Regions from separate parts of the Mus musculus genome. Here region 1 is linked to region 2. A link is a loop called in an ENCODE intact Hi-C map of the cell type or tissue named here. Cell type or tissue: left cerebral cortex. All regions are shown on one strand. Each heading gives the region's core, and the rest is flanking DNA. Links, peaks and the distances in the headings are about the cores only.

The links. Peaks named below come from ENCODE experiments on the same cell type or tissue, not always from the same donor. Only the 100,000 strongest peaks of a DNase experiment are listed, where the experiment ranks them.
Region 1: it touches region 2 in a loop (5-fold over the local background); 4 of 42 quality-filtered maps call a loop at or near these places.

The regions. Positions count from the first base shown.
Region 1 is chr13:111,389,480-111,399,639 of GRCm38, forward strand. No RefSeq gene overlaps it. Among named protein-coding and RNA genes, the nearest start is that of Gpbp1, 96 kb to the right of the region's middle. In left cerebral cortex, for the core only: no CTCF peak of the experiment used is centred there; DNase peaks (open chromatin) are centred at 5,054, 5,655, 7,700 and 7,930; H3K27ac peaks cover 2,727 bases.
Region 2 is chr13:111,295,999-111,306,158 of GRCm38, forward strand. No RefSeq gene overlaps it. Among named protein-coding and RNA genes, the nearest start is that of Actbl2, 46 kb to the left of the region's middle. In left cerebral cortex, for the core only: no CTCF peak of the experiment used is centred there; DNase peaks (open chromatin) are centred at 5,666, 5,964 and 8,413; H3K27ac peaks cover 1,718 bases.

The sequences.
Region 1 (10,160 bases), core at 465-8,464, 93 kb after region 2:
AATCAAACCAGTCTCTTTGGAGAAACACAGAGAAAGTCCAAGTAGGGTGCAGAGCAATTTTTACTAGAGAAATCCAAGCATGGACAACTGAACCATCTTGCCAGCCCCAGCCTTCTTTTGTGGGTTCCCCATCCCCTCTGAATAGTTCTTTCTGTTTTCATGCCATACCTATTCATAGCCTTTCTTTTTTTTTTCCTTGTTATAATGTAGACATGATACCCAGAGGTTACGCTACCATACTGGACCATGAAATAATTGACATTTAGTGAGATGTTGAACCCCTGACAATGCCATGATTACGATCTCCGAATTTTAAATTTCTATTTCGTTCATGTACCTAATCTGTAGTTTCCTTTTACCGATGGCTAGGTGACATTTACCTCTTTTCTCCTACAACTCGCTTCATGAACCACAATCTGAGTGATCCAAAATGCCCGAGTGCTTTGACAACAAGAAAAGGAGACTGCCTATCTATCCTTCCTGCTATGACTCTCTCCAGGCAATACACAGACAGACATGTAAGGGAACACAGGAACAATTCTTCTTCTCCAGGGGGTTGTGGGACCTTTCTGTTGCCATAGAAAGAACTCCATTGGAGTTCTTATCAAGGTTCCTTTGTGCTTACTTATGGGAGTTCCAAGCTGTATTTCTCTTATTGCAACTTAGAGAAACTCTTCACCAACTTTAAATGGAAAAAAGAAATGCAGAATCACTTGCTAAAGACAGCACTCAACTCCCTGGTCACCCAGCACTCAACTTCCTGGTCACCCAGCACTCAACACCCAGGTCACCCAGCACTCAACACCCAGGTCACCCAGCACTCAACTTCCTGGTCACCCAGCACTCAACACCCAGGTCACCCAGCACTCAACACCCAGGTCACCCAGCACTCAACACCTAGGTCACCCAGCACTCAACACCCAGGTCACCCAGCACTCAACTCCCAGGTCACCCAGTGCTCAACTCCCTGGTCACCCAGCGCTCAACACCCAGGTCACCCAGCACTCAACACCCAGGTCACCCAGCACTCAACTCCCAGGTCACCCAGTGCTCAACTCCCTGGTCACCCAGTGCTCAACACCCAGGTCACCCAGCGCTCAACACCCAGGTCACCCAGCACTCAATACCCAGGTCACCCAGCACTCAATACCCAGGTCACCCAGCACTCAACACCCAGGTCACCCAGCACTCAACTCCCAGGTCACCCAGCACTCAACTCCCTGGTCACCCAGCACTCAACTTCCTGGTCACCCAGCACTCAACTCCCAGGTCACCCAGCACTCAACTTCCTGGTCACCCAGCACTCAACTCCCAGGTCACCCAGCACTCAACACCCAGGTCACCCAGCACTCAACACCCAGGTCACCCAGCACTCAACTCCCTGGTCACCCAGTACTCAACTCCCTGGTCACCCAGCACTCAACTTCCTGGTCACCCAGCACTCAACTCCCAGGTCACCCAGCACTCAACTTCCTGGTCACCCAGCACTCAACTCCCAGGTCACCCAGCACTCAACACCCAGGTCACCCAGCACTCAACTCCCTGGTAACCCAGTGCTCCTCCCCATGGTCACCCAGTGCTCAAATTCCTGATCATCCACAGCACAAACTTCTTTGAGGTCTCACTAGCTGATAAGTCACTGTGGTGGAGGTGGGACAATGGAGCTCTCCAAAAGCTGTTTCTGATTAGTATGCTTGGCTCTAAAGCCAAACTCTTGACTTGAGGCAAGAAGCCAATTATTTCTAAGCAAGGTTGAATCTTGACCTTGAAAACATTCAGGGATTAGACTATTCAGTGAATCGGAAAAAAATGTTTTGGCTGGATTTGAGGTTTATTTTGTTTCTTTTTTTTCTTTTGAATAATTACCTTCTTCCTGCTAACCTTCAAACTCTAATACAATTTTTCATGTCATCCATATAAATGATCCTTCTCCAATGATTCAGGATAAGTTCTGAAAATGATTCTAATTCATACTTCTACCCTATGCCCAGGATACAAACACATAACAAAGAATAGTGCGCATCCTGGCACATGGAAGGTCTTAAATAGATTTTATCTAAATTGACCTCCTTAGTTTTATGCTTTGTGCTCTCCATTCTCTCACGTGGACCACACATTCAGCAAGTATCAGTACGTATCATACCTGTCTTGTGCTTCAATAACTGCAAGCTCGAAACCATGCCACTGATTTAAGCAAGTTCAGTAGTTAAAGGCATGGTGGCCCAATGCCTTTAATCTCAGATTCTGAAAGGCAGAGGCACATAGTTCAAGGCCAGCCTGTTCTACCTAGTACGTTCCAGGTCAGCTAGTCCTACACAGTGAGGTGATGTCTCAACAACAACAAAAAACAAAACTCAGCAGCTAAAGGCACCTGTCACCAATCCTAATGGCATGAGTTCCCTCTCCACAGCCCACACGGAAGAAGGAGAAAAGATTCTGCAAGGTATCCTCTAGTGCATGTGCATACACACACACACACACACACACACACACACACACACACACACGAGCATGCGCACACACAAGAGCATATGCTGAATAAACAAATGTACTTTAATGATTTTAAGAGCACTCTTCTAAAAGTTGGGAAGGCCAGGGTCAACGGGCTCCTGCCTGGCATGGGTCCTCCTGCTGCACCAACCCACAGCAAAAGGCAAGAGAACATGCAAGAGAAAGTGAGAGTAAAAGTCTGCACTCTCATCCTCCGGTCCTTCTAAAACCCACATCAGTCCATTCACGAAGACAGAGTCCTTGAGGCTGAAGCACTTCACAGAAGTCCCCCTTTCATGCTGCTGCTCTGGAGGTGACATTCCCAGTGCACAGGTTTTTTTGGGTTTTGGGGGGGCAGAGGGGTGAGGGGAATGTGGGGAAGCACATTCTAAATTGAGCATTAGGGATTATGACTATTATTTTTATGTTCTAAATCTCGCTATGAATTAGCAGTTATAAAGAGAGTTGTCAAAAGGTATATCCAGACATTGTCATCCTTGAAAGCACATGGTCATCGTTATACAAGGATGTACATATCCTTAGGCACGTCTGTCACTGTGGGGACTAGCTGCAGTTACAGATGGACATGGGAGTTCCCCTTCCGAAGCTGCTGCAGGAAAGCAGCTCAGCCTATCCTTGCACATCCATGACAGCAATTGCACTCACAGCAGCCGTGATATAGAGCAGATCAAGTGCCCATCAGCCCATCCTTGCACATCCATGACAGCAATAGCACTCACAGTAGCTTTGATACAGATCACATCAGGAGTCCAGCAACAGATGAGTGGATAAAGAAAACACAGTGTGTACACAAACCATGACGAGAAATGAGAGCATGATGTTTTCAAGAAAATAGATGCAACTGGTCATCTTTATGTCAGGAGAAAAAAACCCAGGCTCAGACAGGCAAACCCCATGTGTTTGCTTCTGTATGAAAAACCAAAAATTAAAAGTAATTGTGTGTGTATCTCGAAACTGAGAGGGGCTGTAAAAAGGAAGAGAAAGAGATCTTTAGGGAGGTAGGAGATAGGGTAAAGGAACATATTCGAAGAATACAACATAGGGCTGGAGAGATCGCTCAGCGGTTAAAAGTACTGACTGCTCTTCCGAAGGTCCTGGTTCAAATCCCAGCAACCACATGATAGCTCACAACCATCCTTAATGAGATCCGATGCCCTCTTCTGCTGTATCTAAATACAGCTACAGTGTACGTACATATAACAATAAATAAATCTTGGGGCCAGAGCAAGCAGGGCTGGAGCGAGCAAAGGTCCTGAGTTCAATTCCCAGCAATGACATGATGGCTCATATCCATCTGTACAGCTACAGTGTACTCATATACATGAAATAAATAGATAACTCTTAAACACACACACAAAGACGACAGCATGGTCTAACTGTGGAAAGAAAAGAAATGAGCTGGGGGGGAGGGGCAGTGTGGGGCCAGGGAATAGGAGGGCGTAGGGGAGTTGAACAAAAGAAGAAAAAACGTATATCACATATACAAAAGTACCATAAGGATGGGCTGACCAGCTCAGCTCCCTCCCAGGCCCAGCTCCTGGGCTCTGAGATTGGCCTGCCCACCCCAACATCTACCAATGAACTGCTGGAGTGCATGAAGGAGCAGGTCCTACATATGCAAAAATAAGCATCTCCATGACACAGGGCAACATCAGGATGCCTGAGAGAAGTCTCCGTGAGGATCCAGTATTCACAGAGTCGCAGAAGCCAGAGGCCTCCGACCTGAGCCAGGAGTCATTGCAATGAACATTCACAAGCAAAGAAGCAGGCTGAAGGGTACACCATGGGACACACTGTGACACAATAGAGATTTTTTTTCCTCTGTTGCGGGGAGGTTGCAAGGGTGGGCGGCAGGTACGAGGGGAGGGGGTGGTGAATGGGACTGGGTGGCATGATAGGACATTCACAAAGAAACCAACAAAAGGATAAAATGGACAGAATTGCCCTATGGCAGAGCCAGCGGAAGGACTGAAGGAGCTGAAGGGGGTGGCAACCGCATAGGAAGAACAACAGTGTTAACTAACCTGGACCCCTGGGACTGAGCCACCAACCAAACGCTATACACAGGCTGGTCTGAGTTCTCCAGCACATATGTAGCACAGGCTACTTTGTCTGGCCTCAGTGGGAGAAGATGCCCTTAATCCTGTAGAGACTTGATCCCCAGGCAAGGGGGAAGGGAGCACCCTCTCAGAGGCAAAGGAGAGGGAAGATGGGGCAAGAAATCTGTAAAGAGGGCGGGGGGGGGGGGCGGCAACATTTAGGGATATAAAAAATGAATAAGGAAAAGAGAAAAGAAAATTCGATAATGAGCCCATTACTTTGTATGCTAACCTGAAAAGATTAATTTTAAAAATTCCCTTTAACTAAGGCCTACCATGAAGCCATGACTATCTGTGACAGAAGCAACTGGAAGACTGGCGCTTTCCCAGGACTGTGGCTTGGGTGACAAGAGAGAAATCTGTGGGACACTCTGTAAATGGGGTGTGAAACCAGGATATGAACTACCCAGGAGTCACCTCCTTCTCACACATGAGCAAGTACAGCCTCCTTGCCTTCTCGCTCACCCGCTCGCCCGCTCGCTCACTCACTGCCTCCCTCACCACTTCCCTGGCAGCCAGTGAGGTGTTTTCATTCCAATGGGGCTTTTCCAGAGCCAGGAGCTCTGAAGCTGTGGAGCATCAGCAACGGGAACTGAGCAGCCAGCATCCAGGGCGCCTGAACTGGAGATCACCTTGGAGAGCCAGCCCTACCTCATCCTTGGAGCAAGCTGGCTTGGAGTGGACCTTGAACCTGGCTCTGCCTGCTTCAGAGCTGGGGTGTAAGCATACAGACCACTACATACAATCTAGCAGTCTGCAGGAAAAGCTGGCAGGTGGAATTTCATGCCTAAGTAAGTGGAAAGAACTGAGGTTGTAGTGGTCTTTTGGGGTTTTTTTTCCCCCGTTTTATCTGATGTGCTATTTCTTTTTAATCCACTTCTTCTAACATCCTGTTGGGCCTACGCTGCCTCTTATATATTTGGGGTTGGGGAGGAGGGACAGGAAGGGAGGCTGCAGGGAAGATTGTGATGGATCTGAACAGGAAATGTCTTTTTGACAAATGAAGGCTCTCTTCCCTTGCCTAGTTCTGAAACGCCTCTGGCTTGAAAGTTCTCCATATGCTCATAGCTGTTATTTAGGTACACCACGCAATTTCTAAACAAAGAGCTCCATTCTTGGCCCCCACTTACACAGCCTGCAACAGCAAGGCAATGTTCCACTGGAGAAATACAGGAGATCTAGGGCTGAGTGAGACCACAGGTCACAGAATAAAACGTGATTGGCAATGACAATAGGACGGTGTGGGTAGTCAGGGCCAATCAGCCTGCCCGAGAAGAAGCTTCTACCTGTTTCCAGAAAGTTCCAACATTCCCATGGGTGTTGCTTAGCTAGGCTTGCTATAACAAAGCACCCTAGACTGGGTGGCTTAAAGAGCAGGAAGGTAGCCTCACACTTTTGAGACTAAAGGGCTAAGACCAAGGTCTTAGCAAGGTTAATTCCTTCTGAGACTTTGTGAATCGGTCCTGTCTCTCTTCTGGATTCTGGTGGTTTTCTACCCATTGCTATTGACCCCCCGGGCTATCACCTTGAAATCCACATTTGTATCCATATACTGCCCTCCCCACGGGCATGGCCTATGACCACATTTCCCTTTCCATCCGCACACTGTGCAGCATGCACACACACAAACACACAAACCTCACTCGATTAGAGGTAAGCAGCCAGTGTTGGTAGATCTCTTCAGCCAGGTTCCAGAGAGAGGATCCATTCCTCTGTCTGAGCCTCTGAAGGAGGATTCCACAAGCCAAAGGGTGGAAAAGCGAGCTCACCTCCTAACCCCTTCCAACTCCTGATCCCGTCCACCTCCCCTCACCCCCTCACCCCCCCACCCCACCCCCCACCCCCAACTCCCATGCCATTCTAACCCTGGATGAATCCAGGCTCTTTTCAGCTCCCACCAGAATCACTTCAATTCAGTTTAAAATCAGGGAAACTACACCACAGGTTCTCAGCCTGTGGGTTGTGACCTCTTAGGACTTGACAGACCCTCTCACAGGAGAAGCCTAAGACCATCGGGGAAACACATTATATGATGCATAACAGTAACAAAATTACAGTTATAAAGTAGCAGTGAAAATAATTTTGTGGTTATGAGGTCACCACAACATGAGAAATATATTAAAGGTTGAGAACCGCCGAACTACAGGGCTTTTCTTCAGACGTGCCAGCTCTCTGCTCCAGAAAATTCTGATTTGACCCAATTTGGACTCACTATCCCAAAAATCATACCTACTCCAATAGAAGGAAAAGCTTGTGGTCAGCTCAGGGGTAGCCTAAGAAAAGCCAGTGGACACTTTTTCTGGGACACATGGGGCCCTCAAAAAGGTCAGGCCTTAAAAGGACAAAATCCTTTGTAACTGAGGGTGAAAATCAGCTCTGGAACACTGGGGCTTTGACACACGCACACTGGCTTTCGGGTACCTGCTCCCTATAGCAAAAGCTGCTACATTTACAACCCAATTCATGAAGGCTAAGCTTCCCACTTAAGGCGGCAGGTGTTTATTGGCAAATAAAATACCCAGCATCCACCTGAAACTGTCCCATATGTCCTTTGCGGGTATTAAGCCATTAAAATCCGGTAGCTGGTGAGATGGCTCAGAGGTTAAAAGCACTGACTGCTCCTTCCAGGGGTCCTGAGTTCAATTCCCAGCAACCACATGGTGGCTCACAGCCATCTGTAATGGGATCCGAAGCTCTCTTCTGGTGTGTCTGATGGCAGCTAGCATGTACTCATATAAATAAATAAACCTTTTAAAAATCAAATATTTAAATATTTGAAATCCACACAGCCGCTTGAAGCAGGTACAAGTATTCCCTCATTTTAGCAAGGAACATGGTGCACAAAGGCCAAGCAGCCCCCCTGAGCACACCCAACCTGTGAGTGCTGGAGCCTAGGTCTGAACTTTTGACATTAATAGTCTAGGTGCTGAACTGCTGCAATGGAGGACTAATGTAACTTTTAAGGAGTTGACAGAGCAAAACGTAGACGGAAATAACCGGAAGCTACAGCTGAACCGGAACCTGCTTGACTGTGCCACAGTAGCTGCATTTGAGAATGCGCTTTCTCCCACTCAACAAGCCTAGCCAGAGAATAAACAAAACTGTGTCCCCTGCCAGCCCTGCAGCATAGTGTGAACCGAAAAGGGGAGGCAGGGTGGGAGTGGGGAGTGGGGGTGGGGAAGGTGTGCCTGCTCCTATCAGGACAGCAATCTCTGGAGCTGCAGGCTGGGCTGTAATGTCCCCTAAGAGTCTTCCCTCTTTGCTTGCTCTTCCGTAAATGCAAATTCTAAAATGGCAAACAAACAAAAACCTGGCCCAGTTTCTACTTAAGAGTGTGATTTCCACCTGTGGGAAGAAGAGTGCTGCCTAAGCCTCCCACACTTCCGTGCGCAGCTGTCACAGACCTTGACAGCCTCACCTCAGAGCCGGGAGGATGCTGGGACTGGCTTCTTTGTTTTTGAGTCAGTTCTTAACTCTTGGGAAGAGAGTTGACCATCATCCCCTTGGAAAGCACTCAGAAGCCCTCCCCCTCTTTAAACCAATCTGGACTACAGCATCTGTCAGTTTCACCCCCAAGGTTACTGCTGCTCTGCAAATGCAGGGGTCAGAGTGACTACAGCTGCGCACTAAGTTAAGCTTAACAGCCTTGTTTACTCTAGCAGGTTCCTGGTAAACAGTGCTGGGGCTGGAGAGGCTTGTCCTGTTTACATTAGCATGACAGATCCTAGTTGGGGGTCCCAGAGCAGGGCAGAGGCTGTGCTCCCCCCAGTGCCAGCTGTTTGAAGAGCCTGTGTTTTGAAGAATGGTGTTTATGTAAGGAACCACTGTTGATGTGATCTCTCTATCAACTGTGAGCTTGTGACGTAGATGGACGTTGTTCTATTTCAGGACCTGCCAGGCCCCCCCGAAAGAAGAGAATCATCACTGTGTGCAAAGACTAGAAGTCCCCCACAGGTCACCCTCCATACACAGTGTGACCTTCATGAGTTTCAGGCTTTGTGTCAGCACTTCTTGACGTCAGCACTATTAGCATTTGGACAGGATAATTGTAGAAGCTGTCCAGTGCATTGTTCAGCTTCCTGCAGCATCCCAACCCTTCATGTCCTTTGTTACTTCTCCAAAATGGGGGGAGAGGGCGGTGCAGGGGAGGTTAATGTGTGTATGTCGGGTGTGTGTGTGTGTGTGTGTGTGTGTGTGTGTGTGTGTTTTGAAAGTATAGTATCAGCATGTGATTCTTATAGTTGATTTATAAGGAAAGGAACCTGACTGTGAAAATCAAACCTCGATTAAGACCAAAGGAGATGATCACCAAAGACTGATCCATCCAGAAAGTTGTACAGAGACCCTGTTGTAGGTTTTGTCAGAGGAGAAGTGAGATGTTGGTACTCTGTGCCACCCACCTCCCCAGATCAGCTCCACTTCCAGGGGCTCCTCCCACAGCCTGTCTCTTAAGAGTTATACCACCAAGAAACAGTCTAGTATCCCTGAACAGCTAATGTACTGTTATCATTTAAGCAATTGATCCTCACTCCCAGAACTGGAGTCCAAAATGCAATCCAGTCATAAGAGTAAGAAAATAAAAAAGTAGTGTGCACCGCCCGACTCAATAAACTTATGTTGTAATGGATCAAAAAGAATGCTAACCAAAAAAAAATTACTGCCCTGTATTCTAGAGGGATCTATGAGATGAAATCGAAGCAAAACAAAGTCTTTGCCTGAAGGAGAAGAGGGCTCAGGAAAAATTTGAAGTGGGTCTGGATTGTTGAAAATGGCAGGAAGGAATACTAGCTACTTCAGGCAGAAGTGAAATACAGCGAGACCTGGAGCAAAGATATCCATAGTGGGCGTCAGACTGACAGGACAAGGAGATCGGTGAAGGACACCAGAAGTGAAGGACACCAGAACATGAGCTTCTAGTTATGAGCCCTCAATAATGCTGCACTCTCTCAATGCAGAAACAATGCATAGATGGTTGTCATAACCCCAAGTTATAACAACACCGACAGATAGATAGACAGATAGATAGATAGATAGATAGATAGATAGATAGATAGATAGATAGAGGATGGATGGATGGATGGATGGATGGATGGATAGATGATAGATAGATAGATAGATAGATAGATAGATAGATAGATAGATAGAATGGAAAAGCAGGTGGGACTGTTAGAGTGACAGGGAGATGAAATGTGAATTAGCGTTCGCTACTTCCAAGTTGTAAGCACTCTGCCCATCCCTCCATCCAGCATCAAATGGGCTGAAACTAAGAGGAAAGGAGTGGGAAGAAAGCCATTGAGCAGCAATTGCTGCAAAAGGTGTCTTAGATAGGCAAAAGAATCTGCAAGTGTAGAGAATAGTGGATCCATTCCCTTCCCACCATACCATACTATGCCATCCAGGTCCCTGTCAAGCATTTCTGTGAGTGACGCAGCCAGAGGAGGAGGTCACTGGTACAGATCAATTGTTACCTTCCATGGATTCCACAGCAAATCTTTAACAGTAGGATTGTATTGTCTCAGTTCTGGAGGCTGCACGTCTTAGAAGGTGTTG
Region 2 (10,160 bases), core at 788-8,787:
AAGGCATCAGCAGCCAGGGACATGTGAGCACGATTTTAAGGACAAGAGAAAACCAACAGCACATACCAGCAGTGGCAGGTCAGAGGCCCACACTTGCTCCAGGAACACCAGAAGGAGCAGGTGACCTCACAGTCACAGGCAAGTGCCAAACAAGCCTCACGGTCCTCTGTGTCAATAACCTGCTATCAGAGCTGATTAGACACGAGTATCTAAAACACGCCTGGCCTTTCTCAGAGAAAAGAGCAACAGAAACACAAGCCACTGTGATAAGCTGCACATGCATACAGAACAAAGCTTGGCCAGCACAGTTCCAAAAGTGAGGGTTGATCTTTATGGGAAATGACTCAAACGTCCCCATGGACCTATTGAAGTCCATGTTTCATAGACTTGAGTACAATAGACCATCAACATAAATTTGAGACACAGGAAACCTGATTATGAACATAGCTCTGCCATTCTCTTTAGGGAACCCTTCAGCTTCTGGGGCTCATTTTCTTAACTGAAGAAAGAAACAAAACCTCCATGACCTATCCTACAGACAGTTGGGGTTAAAGCTGCTTTTTGAATTAGTGGTCTCTGCGATACATATCTGTTTCTTCAGTTATACCCCCGAGGCAAATAAAATTGTATTGTCAGTGGTCTCAGAAATTTGAAATGTTAATTAATTTAAGACTTCTGCACCATTATTTTGCACTAAAGTTGTATGGAAGTCTACTGTCTAGAACACAGGGAGGAATTCACATAGTAACAAGCTGAAGGGTTGCTACTCTTACCCTTTGGGGGACGACCTCACAGCTCCTTACATCTGATTAATTTAATGTGTGTATCTGCTCTTTAGACTCGTGATACAAACACTAGTGAAATATTAGATGAATCACAGAAGCTAGAGAGAATCTTCCCTCTAAGCCAGAAACTTTAAATTTTTAAAATATGGTTACAGCACATGAGAAAATCAGGTTGGCACTGGCTGAGAAGGGAAGGAGAGGGGAGGGGAGAGGAGGGGAGGGGAGGAGGGGAGGGGAGGGAAGGGAAGGGAAGGGAAGGGAAGGGAAGGGAAGGGAAGGGAAGGGAAGGGAAGGGAAGGGAAGGGAAGGGAAGGGAAGAAGGGAAAGAAGAAGAGGAAGAAGAAGAAGAAGAAGAAGAAGAAGAAGAAGAAGAAGAAGAAGAAGAAGAAGAAGAAGAAGAAGAAGAAGAAGAAGAAGAAGAAGAAGAGGAAGAAAGAAGAAGAAGAAGAAGAAGAAGAAGAAGAAGAAGAAGAAGAAGAAGAAGAAGAAGAAGAAGAAGAAGAAGAAGAAGAAGAAGAAGAAGAAGAGGGTGGAGTTGGGAGTGGCTCTAGGAAGAAGTGGGGAAGGAGTGTGAAGAAGTAAATGTGCTCAAAATATCTTGTATGCACATATGAAATCCTCTAAGATTTAATAAAATATTATTTTTAAATATTTTAATGTTTCCACTCAAATTTGGGTGTTATAAAATACATGTTCACATTTTATAAGAATATTTTCTATTTATTCTTTGACAATTTCACCCATATACACAGTGTCCTCATCATATCCATCCTCAACTCCTACCCACACCCGACACCAGATTCCTCCTCCCAAAACATCATCCTCCCACATTCATGTGCACGTGGGTGCAGGACCATTCACCAAGGATGGGCACCCTACCACCTAGCGCATCCCCAAAGAAAAAACGATTCCTCCCCCACCCCACCCCCAGTAGCCACCAAATGCCAATAGATCCTTAGTAATGGTAAGGCCTATTAAGCCCCTCCCCAGTCCACAAGGAAATGTTGACACGCCCAATCTTTCACACATCCTGTGCAATTAACCACAGCGCCTGTGATTCTATGAGTGCCACAGCCTTAAGTGAGGAACACAGCATTTCTGAGCACTCTTCCTGAACCTCTGGCTTTTACATTCGTTCTGCCCCTTCTTCAGCCATGTTCTCTGAGCCTTGGGGGACATAAGTAACATAGATGTCCCATTTATGAATGAGCTTGTTTTCAGCAACTTGACCATTTAGGAGTCTCTGCATTAACCCTTACTCTCTGCAAAAAAAAAAAAGCTTTTCTGATTAAACTTGAAAGCAGTGCTAACCTGCACTTATAAATACAAAGTAGACTGTTTGGCATGTCAACACATTTAGCAAAATAACAGAAATAGGGTTTCTTAATGAGGTATTTGGTAATTTAAAAAAGGAAATAGAAAAATAAATACTTCTTTAAAGTTTAAAGAGTTGATACCGTCTCTATTTAGAAACAGCCAGAGAAACATGAAGGTGGAGCAGGTTGGGAGAAATGTAGGAATCAGGCTAGGAGAAGGTTCTTCCCGTAGAAAACTCTCCGGTTTATAAACACACCTTTTTACTTGAGTTGGAATGCTTTAAACAAATAGGAAAGACTGTGGTTTCAAAATTCATATTTTAAGGATATGACCATGCAAATGTGTAAGGTCAAATGGGTTCACAAGATGGAAAGTAAACGGTCTTCATTCGACCTCCTTGGAGGTACCCCAGCTAGATGTTTCCAAATGCAGCTCTATGCTCTGATGCATGTAACCTGCCTTCCTAGCCCCTCACAATAACACCTCAGAGTTCAGAAAAGTAGATAACTCACTCCAGAACGTCTGAGGCTTAATTAAAGAATGCATTTATATCCAGATGTGCCCAGTCCAAGGGTTATCTTAAACCCCTCATTTTCCATCTGTCTCTTTCTGTATGACAAGAACATGATAAGACAGTGTGTGCCCACTTCCTTCTCCCTCTGTGTGTATAGGAAACAACTTCATGGAATTCTTGGTCTTATAAGATGGCTTGAATACCTCTGTGAACCAGACCTTGAGCCCAAGGACAATATGCTGCAGGCTCATCACTGTGTTGTACAGGTGCCTCCTGGACCACAACAAAAGTATAGGCCAAGACCCACCTCCTCCCAAAAGTCCATCATCTACTAACCTGTCCTTATTCTTCTTGCTGGGTTTTTGCAGTCTTCTTGTTATTATTATTATTGCTGTTTATTATATTTTTTCCAAACTCAAAGATAGCCGATGTTTCGATGGGCTTACTCATAAAATGACCTCACAGTTGTGCTTGCTGAGTCTGCTTGCATTTACTACCTAATTCTACCTTCATCTTTCTGCTCAGAAGCCTCAGCACCAGGAGGCTTTTACAGGCCTAATAAACATTTATATGCAATATTTATTTCGGTCCATTCCTATTACATCAGGTGCCATTAAAATCAAGAAGGGAAAAACAACGGCTAATTCTTTTCCCAGAGCAAGTATCATATGCTATGACGTGCTTCATACTGGGCAAAAGTCAAGCGAATTTGGACTTTTTAAAACCCCTCTCCCCCAGCTCCAATGCAGCCTTTCTAACATAAAAATTCTTAGATCTCTTTACCACTTATAAGTAATGTGAGCCTTTCACAGTAAAAGTGTGAGTCCAGACCAATGCTGCTGAAATACTGGAGGAAAACACTTCCTCTTACAGCAACACATCCTTTCCTGGCCGCAGCTGACAGCACACTTGAACAACCACCTTGGCAAGTCTTCTGTCTGATTTCACACAGGCACGTTCCACATTTCCCCCCATCAACTTGTCTCCAAAAGGGAACTTGTCTCCACCTCTCCTTTAGTTCACTTCCACAATGGAGAATTTGGTAAAGAACTACTTGTCTAATGATGTCCTCCGTGCTGCTTTCTGGCTTGCAGCGTTTTCACACACCATGCCTGATTTCCCTTCGGTATCCTTGCAAACTCTCAGGGAGGTCAGCATCAGTGATTTCCCAGATGGAGAAACTATTCTATGTCTCAAATCACACATTGCTGTAAAGAGTCGGATCTATCCAGTTACTGGTGGGTTTAGTGAGCGAGCTCTAACATAACCTTCTTCCTCAATCAGTTAGTTATAGAACCATCAGCCTTTGGCCGGGTGCATGACCACCCAGGACAAGGGTACTCCCAGCTCCCCTTGTGACTGTATGTGAAGCCACAGGACTCCTATCACTGAGCTTCATATGAAAGGGCTTCAGACAAGACACCTCCAGGCCTGTAGGAAGATTCTGAAAGAAGTGTGAAACCTTCCTTCTTCCCTTTCTTCTTATTGCTAGCTAGAATGTAGACATGATGGTATGAGCAGGGATAGGCATCTGGTCTGCAAAGGGATTATGAAAAGTCCTAATGGCAGGGCAATGGGCAAAAGGAACTGGGTGCCTGCAGGCTTTACGGCTTAAGAGGACCAAAGGACCGTGGAATACCTATCCAGGCATTAACAGGAGAACGAACATGACCGATGAAAGAGAAAACATCTCCCTGTGTAACCTACGGTTCTTTTACCTTTTGTAACAGCTGAACTTAACCTTAACAAGGAAGTTTTAACTGACAGATAGTTTGACTCCTGAATAACACACTGGAAGTAAACAACTGCAAAGAGCAATAGATTGGCTAAAGGAGGTGGAAGATGCCCTAGAAAATCAAAATAATTAGGAAATCCAGGTGACATATCTGGGGTATGAAGTGGCCTTCTGATCTATTAATTTATAAGGAAACTAATGTTTCAAAGTCCTCTTGGCTGGGAAAGCAACTACAGTAACATCCCTCTCACACACACACACACACACACACACACACACACACACACTGACACTTTAAAAATGAATCTTCCAGCCTCTTAACGTCAGTCTTCACAAAGAAGCAACATGGGAGGAAAGAACTCATGAGAGTAGTGTCGTCATTTTGATGCTGTACACAGGAGGCTATCCTGTCTGAATTCTAAAATCCCTGGTCAGGTGTCAAATCATGCACTGAGAACCTATGGTCCTTCCATTCACCGACGCAGCCTGGCAAGGGGCTCATTACCTTCTACCCTTGGTCTTGGCTGAAATTCACCTGACCAGTTCCCACCAGCGCTGATGCACACCCAATGAACATGACCACCTCAACTTTACCTGTTTAAGCTGGAGAGCATCCAAGAAAGCCAGTTCCAGGGCTGGACCTACTCTGTGACCAGGCGCTGCTCCAAAGAGCTGGGAAAAACCTGAGGTCTTGGCAAAGACCTGAGAATTCCAGGTTGGAAGCATGCTTCTTGACTGAACACAGTGTGACCAGCTGCTGCAGGGTCCTGTTCTCATGTCTTCTCACTGTGATGGACTGAACCATCAAGCCATGAGCCAACGCACACATGCACACACACACACACACACACACACACACACACACACCTATACATACACACACACTCATGCACACCTACAAATGCACACACATACACACATACTCATGCACACACATACACACACTCATGCACACCTATACATGCACACACACACATACACACACATACACACACACTCATGTATACCTATACATGCACACACACACCTTAACATACCAGACATCATTCTTGTGCAATCTTCCACACTTTCACACTTTACTATACAAGTATGTGTGTGTGCATGCATGTGTGCATGTGGTATGTATGTGTGTATGTATGTGTATGTATACATGAGTATGTGTGTGGGTGTGCATGTGTGTGTTCTCAGCCTTCATTCTAACTCTCTTGCTGCTCTTACATAAAAATTCAGTTCTTTGTGAATAGCTTCATGTCCCTGTCTGTTTGGTTCTTTTCCCATTCTCCTTCACTCTTATCTCTAAATTTCCCTCTGTTCCCGGGAGAGTCATTTTTCAGTACTGCCAACAATATGTTGTTTTGGAACGCTTCCCTTTAAAACAATTCACTTTTCTTTTCCTATCATTGCATAAATCCTTGAGGCCATGGATACCTGAGCTAACCTCACACCAAAAAAAATAAATAAGAAATAGAAGTATAAATGTTAGGGAAATAAATCTGTAACTATGAAAAAGAGGTCAAGTGGCCAATTTGTCCGAGGCTGCTGGTTCTTAACATTTAAAAAATCTTCCCCTGGCATCTTTGGTCCCCTGGTATTATCTGAAAATAGATAACCAAGGCCCCGTGGAAAGGACTCGGTGTTGAAACACTTGCTGCATCTGAGCATCTGGGACTGGATTGGTGAGAACGTTGAATGGTACAACAGCTGCCTGTAATCCCAGCTTTGGTAGGCAGAGTCAGAGACTACCTGGATGGGGCTGCTTCACGAAGGTAGCCGAATCTGATCCACAAGCTCTGAGTCTAACTAAGGGAACTAGACTGCATCCAAGAGCAAGGTTGAAAAGTGATCAAGGATCATTTTCAGTATCGACCTTGGGGCTTCACATGTGTGAGCATGCGTGTGCATGTGCACCTATCTACCAGGACACACACACATAAAGAAGAGGGAAAGAGACCTTCACAAGAAGCCTCTAGACTGCACACAACGAAAACTTCAGCTTCATGTGTGTGAGTGGGAAGGTGAATATATATTTTTCCTGGAGATATATTAGTGTATAGATGAATTTAATGAAAAATCTGGGGATGAGAGAAAACAAATAATGAATGGTTCCCTAAGAGAAAGTAGATGGAGCCAGTGAGAAATTATATATTTTCTTTTTCCTTATTCTTTTGGTGAGGGTGTAGAATAGGTTTTATTATCTTTTGCTTGAGGCACAGAGTCTCATGGAAGCTAGGCTAGACTTGCAATCCCGACCCTCCTTGCCTCACTCACAAGTACTAAGATTACCAATGGGCTACCACACCCAGCTCTGGGACCTTTCTTAGAAAGAAGAAACTTGCTCTGATTTTTCTTTTAAGTAACACAAAGTGAAGTCATAAGAGAGATGCCTTAGGTATTTTTAAGAGTCCAATTAAGGTTATTTATCAGACATTTTCATATGGTTTTATGTTTCTATAAATAGGTTTACATTCATTATATAGATAGTCCTAATTTATATTAGTCTGAATTTCCAGGGGTTTGGTTAATGAAGATATGTTTCTTAATTCTACCTACAACAAAAAGCTGGAATTTCTTTTCACATCTCATCCCCACATGCTTTGAAAGTTAGACTTTGGAAAGGATGAGTATACATCAGTCCTTTGCTGGGGCTGTGGACACCCCCAACTGAGGCTACGAAAATTCAGAGCTTACCTCAGGGAACATAGAGGGTGCCAGGAGCCGGCTCTGGGCTGTATATGTTTGAGGTTTATTTTTGGTTTTGTTTATTTGCTTTACTTGACAATATTTGGACAAAACTGAAAGGCCGAGTGCTGAGTACATAGCTGATCTTGTAGACTGCTTTCCTAACCTGCAGAAAGGCCAGGGTTCAAGCCCCAGCATATAATCAATAGAATGTGGTGATGCCATCCCAGCCCTAAAGAGGCATAGGCAAGGGAACCGTAAGTTCAGAGTCACCTTCAACTACATAGCAAGTTTCAAGGCTGGCCAGTCTGAGCCACCTGAGACCCTAGATGATAAATAAATGTCAAAGGGAAGTTCCTGAAAAGGAAGGGGTAAGAATGGAGAATAGAGAACTGCTGTTCAGAACACAGGGAGCTACTTTCAAGTTCACTCTATATGCATGTAGACTTGAGGTCTTGGTTCTTTTATCCTCTTTACTTTAGTTAAAAGAGGTCTACAAGAATCTGTCTCTTTGGACAGACATAAGATTTCACTAATCACAAAAGAGGAATGAAATATGGCTGTGTTCTATGAAATCCAAACATACCGTCATCATGGCTGAGACGAACCGTCTAGACAGTTATCATTAGAAATCAGCTGGAGAAACTCCTGGGAGGAATGAACCCTTCCCATGGCTTCAGTCCTACCCCAGTTCTCAGCACCTCACCCTTTCCACTCTCATCATTAGCTCTGTTTCCTTTGCTAATCTGCCCCAAGACTTCTCCCACGTCCGGTTTTTTGAATATTACTATTGCTTTTGCCTGGGATATTCTCCTAATCCATATTTGAGGGTTTTTTTCTTTTTCATATCTCATATCAGTATCAATAACTTCCTTTAGGGAAGTCTTCTTGGGTCCCTTGCACATGGTATACCTGATGTACACTAAGATATACTCTGATTAAACACCAGATCCATACAAGGCAGCCCCACACAGGCTGACAATCCAAGTTAGTGACACGAGGACAAATAGGAATAAGCAGAAGTCCAAGATCAAAGAAAATTCCAATCCTTGACATTAAAATCAAGTGTCCATTCAGAAAATTAGGGCATGAAATCAAACAAGAAATGAAGTTGTAATCACTACCCTACTCCCTCACACACCCCCTACCTCGAAGGAAAAAAAAAAAAAAAAAAAAAAACAAGGAATGATCAGCCACAGGTCACTATAAGGAAAAGTCCAAGAATCTGTGTGTAAGGCATTTTGAGTTGTTCTTGGTTTGATTCCAAAATGCCATGTAGGAGGCTTGGCATGTGAGAGCAGAGATGATGGATTGAAAATAGAAAATGTGTGTAAGACTTGGATCTGAAATGCAGGCAAGCAAGTGAAACCTTCGCAAAAGCAATTTTCAGAAGGACTAGGAGCAGGGGCTTAGAGGTATTCAAAAGTACTGTAGTGGAAATAAAAGAAAGGTCTAAAATAAGAGGACAGCTGACTTGGTGAGTGTTCACCACACGCCTGGCAATGTCACTACCTCACTTAGCCCATCCTGCAAGGCAGGCACCCTTAGGCTCTCATTTCTAAAAGAGATGACTCAGGTTTTAAATAATGAAGACACTTCCCCCAAACCATGCAAAACAAGATTTTGGAAGCACAAATTCTTAAACTCGTTGGCCCATAAATTATCCAAATCAAAACCTTTTTGCCATTTTCTACCATCTTTATGCGAATATCTTCCCATTTAGTGACGTTGCCAACCACTAGTGACATTATAACCATTCACCCCAAACTGTCAGGGTGAAAATGTCAGAAGACTATGTTTAAGGTCAATTCTGGACCGCAGCTGCGGGATGTTCCACAGATAAAATGCAGAGAAGAGCTTCCAAAAGAGATAAATCAGTACCTCACACGCAGCCCGCTGTCAAGGTACAGAAGGATGGGACAAATGTGGACAGGCACTGTACCACTGAGACACATCCATAGCACTAGAATGATGCAACTGGAAAGTCTTCTTCATTTATATTATGTGTGTGTGTGTGTGTGTATATACTCTGCACACATGGCTCTTTTGTGTGTTCACATACACATATGTGAGCCCCAAAGCTCAGAAAACCATCTAGATATACCTATCTTAATGCTAACAGAATGATTCACAAGGAGACTTAGGAGCAGAGATAAAAGGGAAGTATGCCTTCTTCAGCTACACTCTAGAATGTTCATCATTTTTACATGCCAATAAGTTCATGGTTTAACTTAGAAAAAAAGTTGTCCAGGTCATTTTCTTCTTGAATGAGACATCCTAATGTAGCTATGGCAGGTAGCTCCCCTCTCCCCGTCTCCGTTGCTGAGACCATCACCTGGTATAATTCCCAGTGGATGCTAAATTCCTCTTGTGAGCTCTAATTTCAGTTTCAATTGATGTCTTCCCTACTGTGCTCTTTGGTGTATTTCTACTTCTTCGAGTATAGCCATCAAGACCACATTTAAATTGACCACAGTAAACATCATTGCTTAACAGTTCCCGGAACACTTCAGAACACTACAGTCTCTTGGACCACAAGAGCTTAAACAAGGCTCCAAGGATGTGTGTCCTCAGATGGGTGCTCTATACCAATGGTGGCGAGTGGTCTGTCTAGCTCACTGAATTCATGTGAAGCCCCAAATCATCCTTAACTCATATGTCCCCACCCCTTATTTTCCAACTCACTAGAGCCTGGCTTCCTCATTCTATTGCTTTTTTAAATATGTAATTAATGTGTAAACATGCTCGTCTTAAAAAAAAAGTAAAGATGTGACAGCCAACATGTTTAGACAATTAAAGAAAACGAAGCACTGAACTTGGATGACGGTGTTGGGGTTACATGGGCGGGTTTGGAGGGAGAAAAGAGAAGGGAGGATTGCAATGATACTGTAATTTCAAAAACTAAAATATTATCTTTAATAAAATAAACCAATCTCATGAGGTATCACCTGACCTTGTAGGTGCCCAAAACCCACATAAAGCCAGGTAGCATGTATGTATAACACAACACTCTTACAGCAAGATGGAAGGCAGAAACAAGAGACTCCCCGAAGTTTGTGATCCAGCTAACCCGACATACTCATCAGCAAACATCCAAAGACCTTGTCTGAAACAGGGTGACAGGTGAAGA